2 separate regions of the Homo sapiens genome follow, and region 2 is linked to region 1. Evidence: chromatin loops called from intact Hi-C (ENCODE). Cell type or tissue: heart left ventricle. All regions are shown on one strand. Links, peaks and the distances in the headings refer to the core of each region. The heading gives the core; the rest is flanking DNA. Region 1 has its middle 300 kb from the start of IPMK. Region 2 holds the start of LOC105378314 (a long non-coding RNA gene).

Region 1 (8,347 bases), core at 282-8,281:
AGAGATGGGCTATCACTGTTTGGCCCAGGCTGATCTCAAACTCCTGATCTCAAGCAATTCCACTGCCTCAGCCTCCCAAAGCACTGGGATTACAGGCATAAGCCACCATGCCCGGCCTCATATTTACAAAAATTTAAAAGTTATTTCTAAAAATTTAAAAAAGAACTACTGAGGACCTGAATGAGACAGTAGCAATAACATTGGAGAGATGAGGATAAATATTTAGAGATATTTAGAAATTTAAAATCAACAATATTTGTAATAGTAGCTATTGGATCATGGTGGAGAGTTTAAAAGAAAAAAAAGCAGGAAACACTACTGATGCCTATGTGTACATCATGTTGCCACCAACCAAATTTGGAGATGTAGAAGACACAGGCAGAAGACAGAAATTTGAAATATCTGTTGGGTGCTATTTTGATAGTAACAATAATAAAAGCAGTTATCATTGTTACCACTGCCAGTTACCTACCATGAGCTAAGTCCTTATTAAGTGTTTTATATGCAGTATTTTATATAAGCCTCATATTTGTCAGCATTTCCATTGTACATATAGGGAAAGTGAAGTACTGAAAAGTTTGGTAATTTGCCCCAGGTCACATTGCTAGTGAGTGAGTGACTGAGCCAACATTTATACCCAGGCAGCCTGGATCTAAATTTCATGTTTCAGATATAACTTAGAGGGCCCAGAACAATCATTTTATACAACAAAAAGAGAAAAGGACAGAACATGATATACTGATGCCAAAATAAAGAGGTCTGGGGAAACTAAAAACATCATCAGAAAGAACTTGTCTAAGAACTATTTTATCTAAACCAGGACTGGTTCCAACCTTGATTGAGATTCATAGGAATTTTTGTCAAGCCTGAATCTCTGTAGTATTCCTTGTCAGGTTGTCTAACCTTGGCCAGGTTGCTCAATCCCAGCCCTTGTTTATTCACATCTGAGATAAGGACACTGTGCTTCATAATCACTAAACTCTCTTTCATTTCTAAACTTCTGATATTCACTAGAAAGAAACTTGCTGAAAATCCTTATGTGAGCAATAATTTGCAAGTTCAGAGAAGGAGCCTCATAGTGCAGTACAGATTTATAACGAGCAAGAAGGCAAAAGGGTTACTGCCCTAAAGGTGGAATGTTCTTATACCAATATTTAGATTGAAGGAAACATAAAACAAAACTTTTCCTCTTTATCATCTGATGTAAGATAATTACATAAGTTAAAATCTTTAAAAGCTCAAGAAATGAATCAAACATTTTAGAAGGAAGCTTATTCTACTAAACCTGAACATTTCTCCAACAAACCAAGCAACCATCCAGGACCTTGAGAGACCCTCACAAGGAAATTAACATGTTCTTCTTTAGGGCCAACTCAAGTTTGTATACTTATAAACCTCTTCTTTGGGCCACAACACTTGCTGATGATAATGTAATCATTTCATGTATTCATCCTCTTAGCTCTAAGTGTCTCAAATCATTTATTTTACCAAAAAAAAAACTATTCCTTCACTCAACGACATATTTTCATACCTGTGAGGAACATCTTACAAAGAAGGGAAAACCACCTTCTTCACATTTACCCTGTGCCTATGACTATTCATATTACAATTAATGATTTATAAAAATGACTTGAGCTTTGGCTATAAAGTTACTCCATGTGATTCTTTAAATCTTAGCTAATTTTAAAGTCCATGTCAAATGATCTCTATAGGCCAACATGGTAATTTATTAATGAATTCTTCTAGGGAGGTTTGTTGTTTTCCTGAGATTAGACAGTCAGCAGGAAACCCATGTGTGTGTTTTTAACACTGCTTAGTAATATCTATGTCAGTGTCTCTACGTACCAGAACATGAGCAACCGGGACAATCCTTTGTCAGATGCTTCTGAGGACCTCCAGGATATAGAGAAATTCATTGTAGTGTTACCGTCATATTAATTGCCAAGAGAGCAGTAAAAAAGTTGAAAAGCTTTATTTGAAAGAATCATTTCAAAAAGCCATTTGTTCCAGATTAAACACAAAGGATATTTTTAATAAACACTTAGCTGCTCATTAATAATAAAAACAAAGGATGCTGTTTGTTCTTATTGTTTATGATATTCTTTCATGATTTCTCTGTGGCACTGTAATGGTGGTGGCTTTCGAACAGATGAATATGAGAAGCAAATTCTCTGAAATAAATTTCAGTTTTGTATCTCTTTGTAACAGAAATTTTAGTCTTCAATTCGTGTCTTTTTGTAAGCTCAAAGAAACACATGTGTATTATATTCATGTAAGAAACTACATTGCAATAATATTTGAGTCCCTCTTGATGTTTAATAAATGTCAGTACAAAAAGCACAGCTTTTATGGGAAAAAAGCATCTTTTTTTGCTGTATGGGCTGAGTCCTTAAGGTTCATTAAAATACATAGAAAGTTCTGTCATTTTCTTCCAATATAAGGTTTCACTATGATTGGCATGAGAATGGCTTAGCATATAAAATGAGAGGTCTCATGGAATGTCAGGACTAGATAAGGTTCAAAAGTCACTCACCCAAAATTTTCAAATTGCCCCTGGTTGAGCACCACTGGCCTATGTGGATAATTTTGGTATCTTGACACAGGACACCCTATTCAAGATACTGAAGAGTGAGAACACAACTCTTCTGTTTCTCCATGAAAGGTATAAAGAAAGAAAAGAAAAATACATACTCTCCCTTAATCTTGAGAAAACTTACCACATAGAATTATGTAGGAATAATCACCCTTAAAGCTTCCTTCAAACTCCCTGAATAATAAACATCATAAACTGTTTTACGATGAAGTTGAATAAGCAGTGACAATACTGGAATGTCTCACATTCTTACACTGAAATAAATTTTGAAATACTAATGATGAAAGCACGATTATCATCACACTGTTACAGTTCATTTTAACATTTAAGTTCCTCAGATACATGGAGTCTGGTATTATCCATATATCTATAAGGCAAAATTAATAAATATTTAAGAAAGAAGATGAGAATACAAAACTAATGTACTGAGAATTCTAGTTAAGATGTCTTATGATTTCAAGATACAAAGACCCATGAAGCCTAGCTTAAGTAAAAAGGAGAATATGGGAAAAAGATAAAGGGATATATCACAGACCCCAAAGGCAAAAAGTGGGGTACAACTCCATAGTGTACTAGAATTATAATAAAGTGGAAAGTTATGAGAAATTCAGACACAAACCTCCTTTCCTCTGGAACTACATGAACTCTCTTCCCTACTTCTATTTGTGTACCTATTTCATTCCTCTCTATATAAGTGAACTGACTAATTGTGTAGATATGGGGTCAGAAATAGTTACTCAGGTACTAAAACATGTCCTCCCTACTCCAGTGCCTCCAATCAATTATCAGAATCCTGTGTCACAATATGCAAATTTTCAGAGAGAAAGTCTAATATGGCCAGTTTAAGCCAACTGTCCATTGATAGTTCAAATACTTATAGCCAGCCATATAGTATGGTAATATCGTATAGAAATGGACACAAATGGATATCACTCTCAATACACCGGAAAGTTCTCAGAGAAAAAAACAGCATAAGCTAAAAAAAAGATAGAAGACAAAACATCAAACTGCTTAGGGTGCTAACTCTAGCACAACATGAATTTCAAGGCTGTCCCTGTCAGTTACTATGTGACCTTGGACAAGTCAGTTAGTCCTCTCTGTGTCACAATTTCCACATCGGTAAAACAAAAATAATCAGAGTACTTATTTCTTAGTGCTGTTTTTTGCATAAATCATATATAATACTGAGCACAGTGAAAATGGTAAATGTTCAATGAATGTTGTCTATTACTAAAACCATTATACCAAGTGTAGTAGGTAAAATCAGACCCTCTTTCCCCAAATATGACAATGTCTTAACACCCAGAATCTGTAAATGTTAGTTAGGTTACATGGCAAAGGGCAATTAAGGTTGGAGATGGAATTAAGATTACTAGTGAGTTTACATTAAATAATCCTGGATTATGTGGGTGAGTCCTTAAGAGTAGAACAGGAACTCAGAAGAGAGGGACAGAGATATGACCCTGGAAGTAAGGTCAGAGAAATGCTACATTGTTGGCTTTGAAGACGGAAAAACAGGAGCTATGAGCCAAGGAATATGAGCAACCTCTAAGAAGTGTCAACAGCAAAGAAACAGACCCTACCCAGAGCCTACAGAAAGGAATGTAGCCCGGTCAATGGCTTGATTTGAGCTCACTGAGTCCTAGGGCAGACTTTTGACCTACAGAATTGTAACATAATAATTTGTTGTTATTTAAGCTGATAAATTTGTGGTAACTTGTTATGACAGCAACGGAAAACTAATAAACTGAGATTTTTAAATCTTACTCAAATGTTGTTCAATGATCACCACAATTATAAAATTTCAAGTAAAAATAATTCATAACAATAATAATTCCTGATGTGTTAAAAAAAAAAAAAAAAAAAAGTCAGGCACAGTGGCTCACACCTGTAATCCCAGTGCTTTGGAAGGGCAAGGTGGGAGGATTGCCTGAGGCCAAGAGTTCAAGACCAGCCTGGGTGTATTAGTTCCTTTTCATGCTGCTTATAAAGACATACCTGAGGCTGGGAAGAAAAAGAGGTTTAATGGACTTATAGTTCCATACGGCTGGGGAGGCCTCATAATCATGACAGAAGACAAGGAGAAGCAAGTCACATCTTACATGAATGGCAGCAGGCAAAGAAAGAGAGAACTTTTTCAGGGGGACCCCTTTTTTTAAAACCATCAGATCTTGTGAGACTTATTCACTTGTCATGAGACCAGCACAGGAAAGACCTACCCATGATTCAATTACCTCCTACCAGGTCCCTCCCACAACATGTGGGAATTCAAGATAAGATTCTGGTGGGGGCACAGTCAAGTCATATCACTGGGCAACGTAGAAAGAACTCATTTCTACAAAAAGAAAATGAAAATACATATTTTAACAGGTGTGATGTCACACAACCATAGATCCAGCTACTCAAGAGGCTGAGGCAGAAAAATCGCTTGAGCCCAGGCATTCATGGCTTCAATGAGCTATTACTGCCTGTGCATTCCAGCCTGGTGGCAGAGTGAGACCCTGTCTCTAAAAAAAATAATAAAAATAAAAATAAAATTGTAACCTTACCAAGGCAAGCTCTCACAAAACTAGCCATGAGGTTTGTTTCTCTTCAGTGCTCACCCCTCCAATTTCCACTGGTTGCTTCCCTTCCTTTTCAGTACCTCACTCAGCACACACTATCTTCCCACTGCACCCTGGCTTTTTCCCCTTCTTAACCCTACTAGATGAGAAGGGACACCTGTCCTTGGGACTATTTCAATTTCCTAGTCCAACACACTCCCTCTATACCTAATTCCTTCAGAACCATGTTTATATCTAATATATAGTTAACCAACCAATCCATACACCCGTATTCCTGAATATTCTGCATTTAACAGCATTTTCCAGAGGAAACAGTCTTACAAGAAAGCAATAATGATCAATGCACAAACATAAGGAGTGCCATCACCATCAATATGAAGAGTATTCCGCAGGACTGTGCAGTGTACACACAGCTAGATGTGGTTTCCCTGCAAATGAGGCATAGCGGGAGTCTGTCCATGACAACAGGGAAACAATTTGAGTTGCCAGCAGTCATTTTGGCCTTCACCCAATGAAATGGCCATGGCAGCCACTCTGTCTGCATACAAGGCTGGATTGAAGAGTTAGTCAGCGGTGAGTTGTGCCTAAAGAGCTCACTGACACAGAACCACTGAGAGAGTGTGCATCCTCTCCTGGCAGGTCTTCTGAGGCCTTGAGATAATCATAGGTAAGACAGAAAGCTTCTTCCTGAAGCCATAGATGTTCCATTATTATCCTGAATAGCAACCAAAACACTTCTTGAAAATACTAAACTACTAACACAGCTTTAAAAAAAGAAAAGGGAAAGAATCAACCTGCATGAGGACAAAAACAAAGATTGTCTATTTTTTCCAGACTAAAAAATAAAGCCTAGAAAGGAAATTTTCAAAAAAATGAATAAACAAACCAATTTCTCAGGAGAATTAGCTCTTTTAGTGCCAATAAATTGCACTTAGCTCATTCTATAAATAAATTTGTGTAAGACAATAGACTTTTTACATGTACAAAGAATCTCATTATTTCTTTTCAAAAGACATTTAGAAAGCACAATATTCAAAGAATAATAGGAAAAAAAACCAGTAACATAAATTTCAACACAGATGAAAACAAAACTGTTAGTTCTGATCTCTTTCAAGATACTAGCCAAAATATTACCATCATCTGAGAAGCCAGTCTTATAGGATCGACAGATCCTTTCAATTTATTAAAACTAGGAAAAATATATTAGCTTTAGAACCCAATAAGAGAGCCACATAGCATATCTGCGGTATTTAACAAAGAGTGCTTACACACCAACATTGAGATATCAGGTAAGTATCCAAGATCCAAAGGAAACAGTGAGACCCTCCAAGGCAAGAGTAACAAGAAATAACAGTAACATTAGTGATGAAAATAAAAATTAATACAAAGTAAAAAACATGAGTGCCTTAGCTTGATTCAGAAACTGTAGGAGCAGGGTGGAACTAAAGAAGATTTAAGGGGCTCATAATCTGCAGTGAGGCAGTAGCAGGTGATAGTTTGCCTTCTCAGAGTAACCAGGGCAAAGAGTGACATCTGAGATGGAGAATAAAGTCAGGCTCGTAGCCGAAATCCAGGACATGAGGGGGGGCTTCCCACCTCCTGAGGGGGGCCTCGAATCAACTCTTGCTTAAGAAATTAATTTAAATAAATACAAAAGGCCTATATAGGACAAACACAGCCTTGTTAGCAAGAATAAATTAAGCCACTCAGTAGATCTGCAATATCTTTAATATCAGCTAGGGCAGGGATACAAAATGTCATAGAAAAGCCTGGTTTCCAAGCTGGTGGCTTGAAGATGCCAGTGAGGGAAAAGGCAAGACTCTTAGACAGAGAGAGTACACAGGAAAGAAGGAGGGAGAGAGAGCAAAAAATAATAATAATAATAATAATAATAATAACAACAAAATCTGCCTTAAGATGAGACTGCCTAATCTCAGGAAGATGCACTATTTTAGCTAGTACTAAAAAGCTGACAATATCAGCAACTTAAATGTAAATTTGCCCCAGATGAAATCAATGTCTAAAATTAAAGTATCACAAAGACTTTGAAATAGAATAAATTAAGAAATAATATATTAAATCAGAAGAAATTATCATTAATATAAAATATTACAATGCAGAAATAAATCTAGCCCATAAACAAACAGATAATTAAGATAATTGGTAAAAGAGAGAGAGAGGAAAAAATAACTGCACCCCAGAAATAAAATAGATATGCTTTGAAAGACTACACGAGACTCTTACAAATATTGAATATGTAAAAGGTCACAAACGAAATCTCAATGGGTTTTAAAAGGAAAATGATGTATGGTGTTATCATCTACAACCTTCTGATCTTTGACAAACCTGATGCAAACAAGCAATGGGGAAAGGATTCCCTGTTTAATAAATGGTGTTGGGAAAACTGGCTAGCCATATGCAGAAAACTGAAACGGGACCCCTTCCTTACAACTTATACAAAAATTAACTCAAGACAGATTAAAGACTTAAACGTAAAAGAGAAAACCATAAAAATCCTAGAAGAAAACATAGGCAATACCATTCAGGACACAGGCATGGACAAACATTTCATGTCTAAAACACCAAAAGCAATGGCAACAAAAGCCAAAATTGACAAATGGGATCTAATTAAAATAAAGAGCTTCCACATAGCAAAAGGAACTGTCATCAGAGTGAACAGACAACCTACAGAATGGGAGAAAATTTTTGCTATCTATCCATGTGACAAAGGGCTAATATCGAGAATCTACAAAGAACTTAAACACATTTGCAAGAAAAAAACAAACAACCCCATCAAAAAGTGGGCAAAGGATATGAACAAACACTTCTCAAAAGAAGACATTTATGGAGCCAATAAACATATGATAAAAAGCTCATCTTCACTGGTCATTAGAGAAATGCAGATCAAAACCACAATGAGATACAATCTCATGCCAGTTAGAATGGTGATCATTAAAAAGTCAGGAAACAACAGATGCTGGAGAGGATGTGGAGAAACAGGAACACTTTTACACTATTGGTTGAAGTGTAAATTAGTTCAAACATTGTGGAAGACAGTGTGGAGATTCCTGAAGGATCTACAACTAGAAATACCATTTGACCCAGCAACCCCATTACTGGATATACACCCAAAGGATTATAAATCATTCTACAATAAAGACACATGCACACATATGTTTATTGAGGCACT
Region 2 (8,347 bases), core at 226-8,225, 120 kb before region 1:
CAGTAAATTCTGAGAACTTATCTAAGCCGTACATCACTTAAATCACATCTCTTAAGTCACTTTATCAATAGTCACAATTCTGAACCTAAGGCAGGTCCCCCAAGAGATGTTGCCACCTGTATAGAAACGCTTAAATTATACTCCAGCCAAAGTCCTGTAAAGACTAAGCGGCTTTAAATTAACCCAAACTCTTTTTCTTAGCATTTCATCATTTCCTTTTGTGCTAATTGACTTATAATCCTAAATTTATATTTTCTCAAATAAAAGAGCTTTGCCATTTTCAGCAGCTAGGAGATGTGATTCTGGGGGCATAAAAAGCAGATGCTTCTTTTATGAAAGAATAGAAAGCTCAGGGCTCCAATGTCTCCCTTAATATCATTTTACACTTATATTGTTCACTTACAACTATTGTTATAGGGGGAAAAATGAATGCTTTCAAATGCTGAGCCAGTATTTTTAAGTCTCTTATTAGCAAGCTTATTCTACAAGATTAGTCTTGGTATTTCACAAAACTTAAAGTAATTATTTAAATTAGGGTCTTAAGCAGGAGATATACTTTGCACGTATATTTTCAACACTGCTCTACTTGTTCATTAGCAAATGTAAAAATAAGACCATGTGTTTTTAATTATGGTATAACAATAATAATAATAATAGATACTCTGAGACTACAAAGCCACATGAGCAAGCTTTTGCTATTATTTTCTGAGAACCTTGCCATACTTCTAGAATTTTTAGAGACCTTGTATACATCTTATCAAGTATACATTTTATCTAGTTCTTAAAGCAACTGTGCAATACACTTTTCATTCTCCCTATTTTACAGATGAAGAGAATGACACCCGAAAGACTAAGTAATATTCTAGGGAATAATATTCAGTGTGGAAATCAACACTTGAAGCCTGATCCCTCTTTCTGGGTTCTCAACCACTGGCTAGAGTGCCAGAGAGACAGATAGTCAGGAAAGGCTAGACTTTGAATTTAGAAGTGAAGAGTTTTACATAGACTTGAGTAGACAAAAGGACTAGGTCCGATCTCAAGGACTTGTGGCTAAAGTAGGAGAGGTCAATTCTGGCAAGTGCTCAGAGTTAAGCATTAACAGAGTCAGGAAGATCACTATGAACAGACCTGCTGAGCTCCAAAACTCAGACAGAAGCTGTTTTTATTTTGCCTGATTAAAGCTGTCTGCAGGTAGTCCTTGATCTGTGGGTACTGATTGTGGTTTAATGAGGATAATGAGGCTTGAAGTGGTTCTTTCCTTTCAGCAAAGACAGAGATATGAGTATTAACCCATGGTATTTCTGGACTAAAACAGGGCGGAGCTAGAGAATTGATTGCAAATTGCTCCAGCACAAATCTCCCCTCGAAGGCTCCTTCTTTCTGAGAACCAATGGCTGGATTAAACTGTTTATTGGTCTTTCCAAACCCAGGAGTCTACATTAAGATTCCAGTCACTGAATGTCTTAAACGTTCTGGCCAATTCAACACTTTTCCTATTTCTTCATTTGTTTGTTTATAGATTTGCTAGAAAAATTTGTGTAAGTACACCTTTCAAAAGTCAGCAGGCAATTCTTGCTAAATAGGATGCATGGTACTTCATAGGCAAAATGATATTTAGGTGATTGTGATATGTCTTATAAATTCATATTTATAATTTATAAATATATTATTTACAAATAATTTATAAATATATTTATGGTATTTATACATTAATGTGTATAAAAAGAGCATTTTCAAATCAAGGCATACTTCTTATATCTTGATTAGTCTCAAATTAGTTAAATACATAACATTTTCTTCCCAGTTCAAAAGATTTACGATGGTTCATTATCCTGAGAGCGCAATGGTCAGTAAGAAGGCTGTTTCTGTGACACCCGCCCCAGCATGGTGTCTACACCTATTTTATTCCTTTTTACAGAGTGCTATTTTCGGCATTCCTGTTAAGATCTATTGCCCTTTTTAATGATAATGAGGTGATGAAGAGGGAAAAGAAAACTATTAAGGATCACTCATCTGTTCTTCAGATTTCAAGTTGGTCATTCAACTGAAAGGTGATTCTGCAACAGACAGAGACATGTTCTTGATGCAGGGTTCTGTTCCAGAGGCAACTGAAGCCTTACTGTCTAATACATATTGGTCTTGAACACTAGACAGCTTCAGACAGCTTCCATTGTCCTTTAGTAATTTAAGGGGCAATCCTGACTCAACAGGTCTAAAGGAAGCATTTCCCCCCAAATAACAAAATAGATAAGCTAGAGTTTCTCATTTGAAGAGGAATCAGGGGGGTTAAGTTGTTTGTTTTTGTTCAAAGGTAGAAGTAAAGAAAACACAACTCAAAGGAAAATACAAAGGGGTTATTCACCATTTGGAGTTAACAGAGTCACATGGATTTTTCTGGTCAAAGCTGCTTTACTTGCACAGAGCAGAGGCCCATGCAAGCCAGCTCAAATATGTCAGATCTAACTGATGTGGCACATAAAGGTAGAATTACACATCACTGGATAAGATCGGAAACAGCTGGAAATTAGTATCATTGAAGCTGCATCTCCATCCCTCTTTGTCTCTGCCTCTCTCTGTGCTTCTGTCTTCTCTTTTTACTCACTTTATTCTTTTTCTGTCTCTTTTTACATCTGGCTTTAGCTCATCAGGATTTCAGTGTTAGCCCTTAACCTACATGATCTTTTATCTCAGTCTTTCAGTCTCCCAATTCCAAATTTCCAAGAAGGAATGTTAATGGATCAATCGGAAACAGATGTTCATGCCTGATCAAGTAGCCCTTGTAGGGATATTGATCACCTAACACAAACCTGACTACCTGGATGGGTCAATTTTGGAACCAAATTGCACTTCCTCACATGTCTGCTATATTGAGAAGTCACCTGCATCAAATTTAAGTCACTGCCTACTTACAAAACTAGGAAATTACTGCCTTATTTGCCATCAACAACAGGGAATATCTCTGCCTTGGATTTCTACTCTGCCACATAGACCAGCAGCCTCTGTTGTACTACTATAGTGGAAAGAGCTACAAACCAAATATAGCAACGTGGGATATTTCATACCCAGACAACCTCCAGGTTGTATGGTCTTGATTAAAAATACTTAACCTCTCTCTGAGCCTATGGCTTGGAAAAAGTGGGGAGAGAGAGAGATACATTAAACTAGATAATCTTCAACATTCTTTCCCAATTAAATGTGTTGTAAACATTGTGTTCAGTTATTTTGATAGAATCAGCACTAAACTCGGGTTGATACATGTCAGAGAAATGACTACCACTTCTCTCTTTATGAGGTTGGCCTATTTCCTAATTAACTTCTCTCCCATCTCACTACATTTCATCCCACAGTGAACATCACTAATATTAGACTGTCTCTAGTGTCCTAAGCATGTCAAGAATGTTCCTCTGTGTCCTTGCTATTGCTGTTCTCTCAGCCAAGAATGCCCTTGACACCATTGCCTGCTATTGAAACACTGCTTATCCTTCAAGACCCAGTGAAAACATCACCCCCTCTCTACAGCATTTCCTGATAAAAATAATTAATTGTCCCTTTTTTTCAGGCACAGGATACTAATGCACCTCTTCAAGCATGGATTTCATTTGGACTTAAAATAAATTTATTCGGTAATTTATTCTATATCACTTTCTAAGTCATAAATGCCTAAAGCACATGGATTATTTCTTGGGCACTTGTGTATCTCCACAAGAGCACCTGGTAATTATTTAGAATAAAGTAGATACTGAATGAATGAATGAATGCATCCTCATTAAATAAAAAAAGCTGAAATCAGAAACCTAGTACTCACGAAAGCATAAAACATTTTGTAGGTCAGGCCCAGTAGCTCACGCCTGTAATCCCAGGACTTTGCGAGGCCAAGGAGGAAGGATTGCTTGAGGAGGAGTTCAAGGCTGCAGCTAGCTATGATCGCACCACTATACTCCAGCCTGGGTGAAACACAGCAATAATCTGACTCAGAAATTTTTTTTTTTTTTTTTTACATACAACACTTTGGAAATTTCTTCATGATGCAATGAGGTAACAGAATGCCAAGATTATTTTTATAAATACTTTGGTTACTCAAACTTATCTGTATTTTATAATACTGATAGTATAATCATGGCTACCAATCCAAGTAAGCAGGTCAACAGGAAATCAGTAAAATAATCTTTTTCTCCACTTTTATAATATGGTATTGTATTCAAATAGCTAAATGTTAGAAATTAATTTCCTTTGCTCATTGCCGTGTATCATCACAAACTGCAATGAAAATTTTAAGTGTTCTATACTCAAAGTCCTCTAAAATGCAAATATTTTATCTATTCTGCCTTTTATGCCTGCTCTTTAACCATGAGTACTGAACCTTGCTGAATTTCTGACATTATCCTCAACATCAGTTTAACTAGTTGCTCTAGTTTCATCTTGTAAAAATGTGGCAAGGTCAGCATGCTTGAATGTAACACTGTCAACCCCTGCTGACTTGAACTCCATGACTGCATATAGTTAGTTCCATAAAGACAAGTTATATTCTTCTTTTGGGTATTGCTAAATTGCATGAATATATGTCTACAGATCTTGGGCTGCAGTGAAGAAACTCTTCTGAGGCATGTTTAGAAAATACCAACACTTCAGTACATAGGTTTGTAATCAAACCTTTATTCTGTGGTGCCGTGGCCCTAGGGCTGCTTGACTTTAAAAATGAATGAGCCAAAGATGATGAGAGACTACAGCTGGGAGACTCTACCACAGACATTAGAAACACAAATTCTGTTATGTAAAAGAAACAAATCATTGGGCACCAACATATTCTAAAGAAAAACTCCTTATTATTCACCTGCCTCTGCATTCATTGTACACTCACTAAGACTGGCTTCCAGCTATTAATTTTACAATAATAGGAAGGTTTATCTGAATGAGGGAATTGAATATTCCAGTTAATGGTAAAGAATATTACTTTTAAATTAATGCATCTACCTTAATTTATTCCTCAGTCTTCCATGAGTTAAAATGAATAAGTTGTTCTTAATCCAGGCAACAGAAAGTGCCTTGACAAAGATATAATTGCAGACATGCAAATTAAGTATCACATGCTGAACCTTGGGAAAAAATGTATGAAAATGTTGCCAAGCACTGAGACCGCCCAACAATCTCTATTGGTAAAGCAAACTCATCATTACCCTCTTTGTCACAACTGCATAGCTTATTCAATTTTCATAAACTGAACCTACCTATTTAACCAGCATACAGATCAATATATAGCATTTAGCAACTAATACACCCCCTTCCAGTCAATAACCCCCTGATAAGGGTTTATCTTACTATTACATAGTTTTGCCTGGTTTTGATGCTTACACCAACAAAATTGTATAGTGCCTTATCTCTTTTGTGTTTGACTTGTTTCACTCAACATTATATTTGTAAGATTCATCCAGACAGTTGTCTGTAGTTGTTCATTCTTATTACTGTATAGTAGTATTTCATTCTATACTATATCACAATGTATTAACCAATTGTCCTGTTGATATACTTTCAGATAGTTTCTGATTTGGAACTAATACAAATAGTGCTATCAGCTTGTTTTAAGATATATTTTTAGAAGTAGAGTGGCTATGTATGCGTGTGATCAGCTTTAGTAGTATTGCCAAAAACTGGTCTTTCGAGGAGTTGTACTAGCTTCCCTTTTACAAGCAATGTGAGTTATAATTACTACCTATCTCCAGCAGTGCTTTATTATCCTCTTTTAATCTACAATAAATAGTATGTCCCTTTGTGTTTACCTAGTAAATTGATCTCCTACAAATATTTTTAAATAAAAATGTTATCAACTAAGTACACAATATGTTGCATCAAATATTGTATTAAATTGCCATTGCTATATGAGCTTTTATGATGTATTACAGCAAATGATACAGAGATTTGGGTAAAAATTTGTATTCTAACCAATCACTGGCAAACAGCATGTTACAACAATAATTTCCTGGCAATTAGAGCCTTAACACAAAGTGGAAAATTTAGGAACTTACTTCATTTCTTTAAAACAAAAGAGAGAAATAATTTTTACCACACTTTAAAATATGAAACTCACTTATTCTAAAAGAAGTTCAGGAACTTTGATTAGAAAATTTAAAAGTCCCTAATGAGAATTCCTTTCCAGCTTGACAGTGATTAAAAGAATATCATCATTCAGAACATAGCTGTCCATGAATCAAAAATTCTTGTCTCTGAGAAAGAATGTTGAAGCCAATTATGCAAATGTGCAGAAGGGAGAAAGACAAGATTTCAAACCTCTTAATATGACCAAAGAGCACATTTTCAAACCAAACTCAGCTTTTAGGTTTTTATTCTATAAATCTGTAAATCTTAAAAACAAAGATAAAACAAAAAATACATACACACCAATTTTCTGATGTTAATCTAAGACAACTGTGACCCCTACTGTCCACATGTGTTTGCACATTTAAATTCTCAAGGCAAATTTCAGCATTGTTACCGAATATTCTTTGAGATTCTGATTTAAAAGGACACTAGACTAACAGCCAATGCAAGATCTAAAAATATGCCTCTAATTCTTAAGAAAGGGACAATTCAGCAAAATTTAAAGGAAGTGTATATATGTCAGCATGTAATATCTCTACTTTTCCTCCAATCTTTCTCCTTCAGACTAGCCATGAGCATTGCACCTGTCCCTCTCATGCCCTCATTTGTGTACAGCTAACATTTTAATATGAAAAGAAGGTCTTGATATATTCAGTTTAAAGGGATATATTGAGAAAGGTTGTCTCCCACAGCAACTGCAACCCCTATTTTGATTGGTTGTTAAGGTTTCTTAGTTCAAACTCAGGAGTTAATACAAGTTTTTCCATGTACAGAAAGGTGCACTTACAGGTAGATTAAGTATATTAGTAAGTTCGCCAGATACCTGGGTGGGACTTTTATGTAACATTCAGTGAGAAAGGTGAACTGGACATCTCATCACACCAAAGCAATATTTATTTCCATGTGCAGTTTGAGATGAAGGGTGTAGAAAAATGGAATTGATATTTAGTGAGCATCTTCTATTTAATAGTCACCATGCTAAGGTTTTTATACTTATTTTCTTAAGTTAATATTTGGAGCTTCATGAGCTATTGATTATTATGTCAACTTCAGAAAATCTGAGTGATTGCCCAAGGTTACATGAGGATTAAGTGGAAGAGCCAGGATTCAAACCCAAGTCTACCTGGTTCCAAAGCATAGGCTCTCACATTAAATGATTCTGCCCTTCACATCCTATTATATTTAGGATTCAGAAAACAGCACAGAAAAACAGAGTGAAAAAAACAATTTCTTCAAAGATCAATAGAACATGTTTTCCTAACTCTATGAATTAAAGTCAATAAATACTTATTTATTGCTACTATGTAGCTAAAATATTGCCTTATTCTAAAGAGAAATCAAAGGACCTTTTAACATCAAAAGTACATGTAAAGAACAAACGTAGGTAAGTCCCAAAGGACTTAGACAAAAATAGATAAGTCCCAAAGAGGGAAAATACTTAATAAACACTTGAAAACATGTTCAGGCCTTATCATTAAAAGATATACATTAAAATAATAAGGGGATAACAGTTTTCATTTTTCACATTGGCTAAAATTAATATTTTACCCTAGTAAGTATTTGTGAGGATATACAATATGGAAATTGATTGTGCTTTATGTGGCTGTGGGACTCTACGGTAGTTTAACCTGCTGGGTGTCCTGTCTCATGCCTGTAATCCCACCACTTTGGGAGGCTGAGGCAGGAGGATCACTTGAGGCCAGGAGTTTGAGGCTACAGTGAGCTATGATCCTATTACTGCATCCAGCCTGGGTGACAGAGTGAGACAACTTTTAAAAAAAAATTAAATAAAAATAAATAAATAAATAAAATGGTTCAACCTGTTATAAGTTGGGGGTCAGTTTAGTAAAGTCTAATAAAATTGAAGAGGAACATATCCCATGATCCAGCAGTTTTATTTCTGATAACATAGCCTTAGAGAAATATAGCACCTTGTGCAGGATATATATATATATATAGATAGATAGATAGATAGATAGATAGATAGATAGATAGATAGATATAGATATATAGATATAGATATAGATATATTCTCTATATATATTCTATATCTATATTCTCTATATATATATTCTATATATATATTCTCTATATATATTCTATATATATATTCTCTATATATATTCTATATATATATTCTCTATATATATTCTATCTATATTCTCTCTATATATATTCTATCTATATTCTCTCTATATATATTCTGTATATATATTCTGTCTATATGTTGTATATATATATTCTCTCTATATAT

What was found. Hi-C counts contacts between places; a loop is a spot of excess contacts. Peaks named below come from ENCODE experiments on the same cell type or tissue, not always from the same donor. Only the 100,000 strongest peaks of a DNase experiment are listed, where the experiment ranks them.
Region 2: it touches region 1 in a loop (9-fold over the local background); 3 of 110 quality-filtered maps call a loop at or near these places.

The regions. Positions count from the first base shown.
Region 1 is chr10:57,958,896-57,967,242 of GRCh38, forward strand. No RefSeq gene overlaps it. Among named protein-coding and RNA genes, the nearest start is that of IPMK, 300 kb to the right of the region's middle. In heart left ventricle, for the core only: no CTCF peak of the experiment used is centred there; no DNase peak of the experiment used is centred there; H3K27ac peaks cover 2,662 bases.
Region 2 is chr10:57,843,487-57,851,833 of GRCh38, forward strand. It overlaps LOC105378314 (a long non-coding RNA gene), which reads right to left and starts at 3,890. Exons shown (of 3, transcript XR_001747454.1): 1 at 3,806-3,890. In heart left ventricle, for the core only: a CTCF peak has its summit at 6,428 (motif pointing left); no DNase peak of the experiment used is centred there; H3K27ac peaks cover 2,157 bases.